Linked DNA regions of Homo sapiens: all the other regions are linked to region 2. A link is a loop called in an ENCODE intact Hi-C map of the cell type or tissue named here. Cell type or tissue: IMR-90. All regions are shown on one strand. Each heading gives the region's core, and the rest is flanking DNA. Links, peaks and the distances in the headings are about the cores only.

The links. Peaks named below come from ENCODE experiments on the same cell type or tissue, not always from the same donor. Only the 100,000 strongest peaks of a DNase experiment are listed, where the experiment ranks them.
Region 1: a loop joins it to region 2, with 7 times the contacts of the local background. A loop is called at or near these places in 4 of 110 quality-filtered maps.
Region 3: a loop joins it to region 2, with 26 times the contacts of the local background. A loop is called at or near these places in 108 of 110 quality-filtered maps.

Annotation. Positions count from the first base shown.
Region 1 is chr11:11,847,517-11,850,974 of GRCh38, forward strand. All of the region lies in intron 1 of USP47 (ubiquitin specific peptidase 47), which reads left to right. Among named protein-coding and RNA genes, the nearest start is that of USP47, 7.3 kb to the left of the region's middle. In IMR-90, for the core only: a CTCF peak has its summit at 1,904 (motif pointing left); a DNase peak (open chromatin) is centred at 1,905.
Region 2 is chr11:12,280,748-12,283,247 of GRCh38, forward strand. It overlaps a transcript of MICAL2 not described here. Among named protein-coding and RNA genes, the nearest start is that of PARVA, 96 kb to the right of the region's middle. In IMR-90, for the core only: a CTCF peak has its summit at 1,285 (motif pointing left); DNase peaks (open chromatin) are centred at 214 and 1,254; H3K27ac peaks cover 639 bases.
Region 3 is chr11:12,045,633-12,049,090 of GRCh38, forward strand. All of the region lies in intron 1 of LINC02547 (long intergenic non-protein coding RNA 2547), which reads left to right. Among named protein-coding and RNA genes, the nearest start is that of LINC02547, 16 kb to the left of the region's middle. In IMR-90, for the core only: a CTCF peak has its summit at 1,927 (motif pointing right); a DNase peak (open chromatin) is centred at 1,949; H3K27ac peaks cover 835 bases.

The DNA of each region.
Region 1 (3,458 bases), core at 524-3,023, 430 kb before region 2:
CTTCTCACAACCCAATTCTTGGTGTTCTCCTGTTTCAGTTAGTGTTATCGCCATCTATTTATATGCTTAAGTTAGAACAGTTTTTGACTCCTCTCTTTTCCTTTTTCTCACATATAGTTCACCACTTAGAAAATGTCTCTGTATCCTTATCTTTCTCTCCATGGCTCTGCCTTTGTCTAATTATTGTTATTTTCTCCAATGTGTAGCCTTTCTAATTGGTCAGTCTGCTTCCAAGGCCTTTCCTTTCTTAACCATCCTCCCCACAACTGCCAGGGTTACTTTCTAAAACAGATGAGATTAAGATTTACCTGTTTTAAAGTTTATAATTATTACCCTCTGATTGCAATTTGAATGATAGGTACTATTTGTAAACAGTATGTGCTAGACACTATGCTAACCAGTTCACTTACATTATCTCATTTGACAGTATGACAGTATTAGCTATTATTCTTCATTATCCATTTTACACATGAAGAAACTAGGCTTAAAGATGCTAAGTAACTTGCTCAAAGTTACATAGCTATTTGATTCTAAATCAAGGTAGCTTTAACCAGTAGGAAAGTCCTTGATAATATGGATTCAGTTGATTTTTTAAATTTAATTTTTATCAAAGTTATGTTTAATACATGCATATATTTATAAGAGTTAAATAGCTCTGCAGAACTATAGTCACTTGTCACTTAATGATGAGGACCTATTCTGAGAAATGTATCATTAGACATCATTTGAACATGATACAGTGTGCTTGCACAAACCTAGATGGTTTAGCCTGCTACACACCTAGGCTATATGGCATTGCCTGTTGCTCCTAGGCTACAGCATGTTACTGTACTGAATACTGTAGGCAGTTGTAATACATCATAAGTCTTTGTGTGTTCAAACATACAGAAGGTACAGTAAAAATATGGTATTTGTAATCTTATGGGACCACTGTCATCTTTGTGATTGTTGACCAAAATGTCTTTATATGGCACATGACTATATTTACAAAAACAGTAGGTCTCTGCAAATTTCCCCTCATTTCAGGCTGCCTAGGGGCAACTGCTTTCAACTCATTCTTTTGATACTTACTTCCATATTTGAAACTGGCATTTTTTTTTTTTTTTTTTTTGAGACGGAGTCTCACTCTGTCACCCAGGCTGGAGTGCAGTGGTGCGATATCACCTCATTGCAACCTCTGCCTCCCGGGTTCAAGCGATTCTCCTGCCTCAGCCTCCTGAGTAGCTGAGACTACAGACGCGCGCCACCACACCTGGCTAATTTTTTGTATTTTTAGTAGAGATGGGGTTTCACAGTGTTAGCCAGGATGGTCTTGATCTCTTGACCTCGTGATACGCCTGCCTCGGCCTCCCAAAGTGCTGGGATTACAGGCGTGAGCCACCATGCCCAGCCGAAACTAGCGTTTTTATAGTGTTACTTCTTGATTTTTCAGTTTAAGATATTTTTCAGTTTAAGTAAAAATGAGGGTTTACCACTATCCCCAACCACACACAAGCACACATTTTAACCCTGCCCAGTACTCCCAATATTGTCATACTGCAAGTCGTTTGGATACATCCGCATTTCATAGAGATGGAGTTTCACTATTATTGCACAAGCTGGTCTTGAACTCCTGGGCTTAAGCAATCCTCCTGCCTCAGCCTCCCAAAGTACTAGGGCTATAGGCGTGAGCCACCATGCCCAGCCTGTATACATCAGTATTTCAGTTTATAATGACTCCATTTTCACCATGTTAGCTAGGCCAGAGTTAGTAATTTTTAACAATTTTGCTTTGCTTAGTTTTCTGTATACTTATTAAATTAGCCAAGTGGTTATCAATTGGGGCCCATTTTCTCTCCAGAGGACATTTGGCAATGTTGGGGGAGGGGAGGAGAGTGCGGGTGTGTGCTACTGACATCTAGTGGGTAGAAGCCAGGTATGCTGCCAAATATTCTTCTGCACTGCACAAGACAGCCTCCTGTAACAAAGAATTAGAAGGCCCACAATGTCAGTAGAGCTGTTGTTGAGAAACCCTGATTTAGCCCAAACTATCTCTCAAGTGTATAAATGGCTTATCTTCAAACCTACCAATTTTGACTTCGTGAGAAGCTCTTTCCCAGGGCCTTCTGACCTACTCCAGTTTGAACTTGTTAAAGCTAGAACTTTTGTGCAGCTGTTGTCTTGGACTTGCTTTACTGTCATCTTTATGATTCTCTCAGTTCTGTCTTGTTTTGGAGCCCCTGTTTCTGTATCTGGTATCTTTGGCTGTCTTTGTTTACTTTCTCATTTTGAAGGGCCACTTTCAATAGTTCTCTGGATGGGATAGAATTTTTTCAAGACTATACATGTCTGTAAATGTTTTTTCTCCCCTCTTGTTTTATGGATAGTTTGGCTGGGCAGAGAACTCTGAGTCAGAAATAATTTTTTCTCAGAATTTTGAAGGCATTGCTCTACTGTCTTCTATTTTTCTGTGTCGATGTTGAGATCAGATGCTTAGAACATCCTTTTCAACTATTTTGAAACTTTCTTTTTTTCTCTTTGCGAGCTAGAGAGAGAATCTTTGTCCCCAGAGTTCTGAAATTCTTGTATTATGTAGTTATATGTCTGTTTTTTTAATTCATTCTGCTAATCCTGTTCAATCTGGAATTTATCTCATAAATTCTGCAAATTTTCCTTAAATAATTTCTTTGATTTCCTCTCCTTCATTTTATCTCTCCTCTCTCTTTTGAATTCCTGTTGTTAGATGTTGGGCCTACTGATGGGTTTCTCTAATTTTCTTGTCTATTTTCATCTATTTTCCATTTCTTTACATTTTTTTTCTTTGCTTTCTGGGAGATTTTTCTCAACTTTGTCTTCCAGTTTTTCTACTAAGTTCTTATTTCTGCTATAATATGTATAGTTTCCATTCCTTTTTTTGAAAAAAAAATCCTATATTTGTTTTATGGATGCAGTGTCTTATCTCTCTTAGGAAATATTGGTAGTTTTTTTTTTTTTTGTCTGCATATTCTTTTTCTTCCAAATTTCCTTTTTCTGTTTGTTTGCTTTGGTCTTTATCTTTCATATTTGTTGCTTTCCTTAGATGTCTCATGATCCTTGGCAGTCTGTGCTTATTTAAGAGAGAGGCCCTAAGCTGAATGGAAGCTCTGCTTTTGTGTGATTATGGTTTTTTGTGTAGGATGGTAAATCTGGATGATTTCCTTGCAGACTCCCAGTCTTAGTCCATTTGGGCTGCAAAAACAAAATACCATAAACTGGGTGGCTTATAATCCACAGAAATTTATTTTTCACAGTTCCTGTGAGTGAGGCTGGGAAGTCCAAGATAAAGGTGCCGGCAGATTTGGTGTCTGGTAAAAGCCTGCTTTCTGGTTCACAGAGCAGCACCGTCTCGCTGTGTCCTCACATGGTGGAAGGAGACAAGGCAGCTCTCTGGGGCCTCTTTTACAAGGGCACTAATCTCATTTATGAGGGCCCTGCCTTCT
Region 2 (2,500 bases), core at 1-2,500:
GCATATGAGTTTTCAGGAATACAATTCAACCCATAACAAAGTCCGAAGCTGGGCTCTGGGCACACAGGACTAAGCCCAGGCCCCCCAGGTGCGCTGGAGCAGTCCTGGGCAGGACGCAGTGTGGGTGTGTTGGGGCATGGGTTCCAGGCCCCCTGACTCACCCACCCACTCCTTCCTCCTTCCAGCTCTGACACAGAGTCTGACTATGGTGGCAGCGAGGGCTCCCACACAGAACCCTGTGAAGAGAAACCCTGGCGGCCAGGATCCCCGCATCTACCGCACACGTCCCTAGGGGAGGCCCTGAGCAGGGCAGTCTCTCCACAGTGCCCTGAGGAGCCCAGAGCTGTGCACGGTAAGCAGAGAGCCCACCAGGCTTGATTCTGGGAAGTGGGGAGGGAACAGAGACCCCCACAGCTGAATTTCCCTCTTGGAGGACCAGGTGACAGGAAGCCTCGCCCTCAGGCTTCAAGGCGGTGGGGCTAGGACCTTTGGGGAGTGGGACGCAAGTGGCAGTGAAGGGACTTGAACCAGGCCTGGCTTCCCTCTCCATGAGAAGCTTTGGAATCCCAGTGGGGAAGACATCACGGGGACTGGCTGGCTGTGGTTGGTCACAGGCTGGCAGGGATCAGGGGCCCGCAGGTCTCTCTTGCCTGGAGTGATCGCTCTCCTGCCTCCTGTATGGGCACCTCCTTAGGGGCCCCTCCAGCATCCCATAGCCCCTGAGGGAAGGGAGCTGGGTCCAGCTGCTGTTGGACAACATGCAGCCCTGGATGGCATCATCTCCCTGGGACCACCTGCACAGCACCGGGGCCATTACCAGTGTTTGGGGCTTGTGGGATGCACCCAAACTTCTACACAACAATTAATACACTTTTACTGCATACCTGTAATGGGCCAGGACTTTTCCCATACGTGTGGTCATCCCAGGATGACCCTGTGGGGTAACTAGTGCGAAGCCTGTTTCACAGGTGAGCAAACAGGCTGAGTGGTCTCCCGAAGTCTCAGCCAGTGCTGGTGCCACCCTCCAGCCACCACTGCCCAAGCTCTGGCTTACTAAGAGGTAGCTGTCTTTAGCAGCCCAGCTTGTGTTTAATACAAAGTTGACCTGGAACTGAGTGTTTTGATTCAGTCAACAATTTGGGACCAAATCGTCTGATTTATGGGTAACTTCTGGACGAGCCTGGGAAGAAACAGTCTAACCTGACGGAAACTTGCTGCCCAATGGCCCCACAGCCTTAGTTGCCCTGGGAGAGCTGGAGCTCAACTTGTCCTGCATCGCCACCTGGTGGTCATGAGCAGAATTGCCACCTGGTCCGTGAAATGTTTTCAGGAGTGATGGTTTCCCAGGAAGACGAGGGCTGGGGCGGAAAGAACTCATATAGATATTTTTAAATCCTGGAATTGTTGAATTTACTCTAGAAATGTTGAATTTTACCCTCATTTTTTAAAAAAGTGACACTTTTTAAAAAGGACAGATTATCATCCAAACACATTTGTTAAGTACCATTTGTGGGGCTGTGCAGAAAGGCTCAGCACTGGCACTGAACTGAGTACTCTCCTGTGCCCAGCTGGGTCCAGCCCCACCTCTGGTTACTGCGTGGCCTTGGTGTACCCTTCCATCCCCCTGGGCTCCAGCTCCCCATTTCCAGATATGAAGTTGGCCTGCCTTTCATCCCTTCCCTCCATTTCCCCTCCAATTGCCAGACGGTTTTAGGCAACTTACAAGAAAAACATAAAACAAAATTGTACATTTATAAATATGAAAGATCAAGCCTCAAAATCAGGTCTAACAAAACCAGTTTAGGAGGGATAGACCCCAGAGAGGCAGACCATAATCCTAAACAGTTGCTCTAATTGAATCATAAGTTTGATTCTGAGTTTTCTAGCTTCCAGCATTTAAAAGGAAACACAGAACATCGTTACTCTCATTGTTTATGAGGAAAACATATATTGGTTTGCAGCAGGTCTCTGAGTAGGCACAACTTCTCCTAATGCTTAACTCTGTAGTTTCTGGCTCATACCAAATAGATGATATTGAGAAATGTGTTCGATCATGTCTTAACAGTTCCTCAGAAAATGCAGCCTTAGTATTCTCGAGGCTGTTTCTTACAGCAACCCTTGCTGGAAGGTGAGGGCATGACAAAAAAACATGACTCAGTGATAGCAGTTTTCTTAGCGGGATGGGGTTGTGTTGGGAGACTAGTTGGGTTGGGTAGTGAAGCCAAAGCATTTTGTTTCTGACAGTCCAGTTTAACGCCAGAATAAAATACAGAGTAGGTAAGTGGGTAGAATGCGTGACTCTCAAACAATTCTTTGTCGAGTTAGTCTTCATCAGTCATTGTTTTATCATTGCTAGGTGGACCACATTGTACAGTTAAGCTCTCTGGCACAGGTCTAAGTGCTGTGCTTTGTGCTGCTGGTTATGGTAACCCCATCACTTTACCAAATAATGCAGGGTTGACCCTTTGTGTGGGTTTTATGGAGCTTCATTAACCACAAT
Region 3 (3,458 bases), core at 524-3,023, 230 kb before region 2:
CCAGGAGTTCAAGACTGCAGTGAGCCATGATTATGCCACTGCACTCCAGCCTAGGGGACAGAGTGAGACCCTGTCTCAAAAAAAAAAAAAAAAAAAAAGGTAAAAAGAAACACCATAAAAATAAATTTAATAATAATACATTTAATAAGATATATCCAATATCTTGTCATTTTAAAATGTAATTAAAATAAAATTCAGTAATTAAAATTCATCAACTTCCCTAAGAGCTGGAAAATTAATGAAATATTTTATATTCTTGTTTTCTATGCTGCTTGAAATTCTGTGTGTATTTTACACCCACAGCACATCTCAATTTGGACTCACCACATTTCAAGCCCTAAATAGCCACATGTGGCTAGTGGCTACTGCACGGCACAGCACAGGGCTGGTGCAAGGAAAGGCGCTCACACACATATACACAATACACACACATACACAAATACACACACACACACATATCCACACACATACAAACACACACATGCACATACACACACATGCACACACACACACAAACATATATACACACACACATATACACACCCAGAGGTCAGTAAGTTACTGGTCAGTAACTTTATAAGGGGCACAAAGTTGATGGGTGATATGGTTGGGCTCTCTGTCCCCACCCAAATCTCATCTAGAATTGTAATCCCCACGTGTGGAGGAAGGGACTTGGTAGGAGGTGATTGGATCATGGGGGCTGTTTTCCCCCTTGCCATTCTAGTGATAGTGAGTTCTCATGAGATCTAATGGTTTAAAAGCGTGTGGTAGATTCCCTTGCTCTCTGTCCTGCCACCATGTGAAGAAGGTCCTTGCTTCCTCTTCGCCTTCCGCCATGATTGTTAGTGTCATGAGGCTTCCCAGTCATGCTTCCTGTTAAGCCTGTGGAACTGTGAGTCAGTTAAACCTCTTTTCTTTATAAATTACCCCGTCTCAGGCAGTTCTTTACAGCAGTGTGAAAATGGAGTAATACAGTGGGGGAGGCTAACTTGGACTGGGAAGGTAAGAAAAGTCCTCTTGGAGGAGGTGGTGTTTAAACCTGGCTGGCTGGCTGCATGAGACTTGAAAGTGAAGCGATGGGGAAAGGCTGGAGGGTGGGAGAGGGGTTGGCCTGTCCATGCACCATCCAGGCACCTTCTGATAGAATGAGAGTGAGTGAACTATAGCTCTCAAGCCAAACTCTGCCTGCCACCTGTGTCTGTATGCCCTAAGAGCTAAGAATGGTTTTCACATTTTCTTTTAGACAGGGTCTTGTTCCAGTGCCCAGGTGGGAGTGTAGTGGCATGATCTCGGTTCACTGCAGCCTTGATCTCTGGGGCTCATTCGATCCTCCTACCTCAGCCTCCTCACCTCAGCAGCCTCACCACCTCCCTCATCTCCACTCAACCTCTCCACTCCAGCCACGCTGACCGCTTTAATGCCCTGGTGATCACCCTCCCCTTCTCCTCCAGGGCTTTCCCTGGCTGCCCCCTCCACTGCAAAGTCCTTTCCTATCTCCTCTCTCCCTGTGGCCAACTCCTCCACTTCAGAGACCAGCCTTGACTTCACATCCTCTCCTGCTTCCCAGTTACCTCCAAAAGGGCCTCTGCCAAGCCATCCTCTCTGGTTTCTCTCTGAAAATCCAGGGTTGGCACAGTGTGAAGAGTGCACAGGGGCCTAGAGGCCTGGGCTCTGGAATGCTCCCGTTTCCAGACTCAGCTGCCTCCCCTGCCTCTTCCCCAGGGCTGCCAGTAAAGTGCCTTTTCCCTGCAGGAAAAAGAGCTGCCCCAGTTGGGCCTGGAAAAAGGGCAGGCATTCCCTCACTTGGCTGGCCAGGGGGGCTGGAAGTCTTTGACAGCCCTGCGGTCAGTCCCAGGGCCAAGTCCTTGTCCCCTCCTGGCAAATTTATGCGCACCTGAACTCTGCAGGATGCCCAGGAGGGGGCGCCAAAGTGCTGCCAAAAAAGAACAGTTTGGGGCATATGAATCAGATGGCCTCGTGGGAGTGCTTAGTGAGGGCTGGCTCTGAGTTCTTTTTACCCCAGCCCCTGCCCAGGGCCAGGCACTGTGTGTGGAATGGAGGAAAGGACACCATGCAAGAACTGACAAGGTCCTGCACATCTCCTATGCTGGCATTTCTTACGATCACAATGACTTTGGTGTTCCAGGCCCAGAGGCTGGGAGCTGGCAGGAAGCTTGACCATTGTGAAGAGCTAGTGTGCCTAAAGTGGCCTACAGATTTGTTGAGGGAGGCTAGGTGGGGTCAGGAAGGCAGGACCCCTTGAGCCAGTTGCCTCTGGCAGCAAACAGTCTCATTATTGCGTAATTAGTATTTTCTATGTTGACTTGACATGGACGTGGTTGGGAAGCACTATCCAATATGGAAGCCACTAGCTACATGTGACCACAGTACTTACGTTTTAATTAAGATTAAATAAGCAGGCTGGGGGGTGGTAGCTCATACCTATAATCCCAGCACTTTGGGAGGCTGAGGTGGGCAGATCTCTTGACCCCAGGAGTCTGAGACCAGGCTGGGCAACTTGTTGAAACCTGTCTCTACCAAAATACTTAGCCGGGCATGGTGGTGCATACCTATAGTCCTAGCTACTTGGGAGGCTGAGGTGGGAGAATCACCTGAGCCCAGGAAGTTGAGGCTACGATGAGCCAAGATCACGCCACTGCACTCCAGCCTGGGTGACAGAGCAAGACCCTGTCTCAAATAAATAAACAAATTAAGATAAAATAAAATTTAAAATCCAGTTCTTTACTTCATTAGCCACATTTCAAGTACTCGATGGCCACATGTGGCCAGTGGCTCTCATGTCAGCACAGAAATAAACATTTCCATCATTGAAAGTTCTGTTGGACAGTGCCACCCTAGAACTTGCTCTGATCTCTTGTGGGTAGGGTGTGCTTTAGAATTTCAGAGAGTTCACTGTTAGCATGCTGCCTCCCATGGATATGGTTGTTACAAGGTTATGAGAAAGGCAGTCAGACCCACCTAGGATTAACCCCTGATTTTGCTGGTTACAAGCAAAGTGTCCTCTATGCAAGGGCTCTGCAGGGCTGACACGGGACTTGAGCATCCGCAGACTTTGGTATTCAAGGGGATCAGGCAACCAAACCCCCACAGTTAGCAAGAGACAACTGGACTACTTTTGTGGCTTCAGAGAAGTCACTTAATCTCTTTCAATCTCTGTTTTCTCATCTCTAAACTGGGGATAATATCACCCTGCCGCCACAGTTATTATTAGATGAGCTAAGACAGATAAATCACAAAACGCAGTGCCTAGGACACAGTTTTGCGGCCTTACCGCCCCAGCCGAGTGTGCCTTTCTGCGTGCACTCACCCACAAGCCCTCATCCCCTGGCTATACTGTGTCCAGACCTGTGTCGGGTTCCACATCTCGTTCAAAGGCAGCACCGGGCTTGATTCTTGCACCGGGCTTGATTCTTGCCTAGAAGGAGATTGCAATCTAG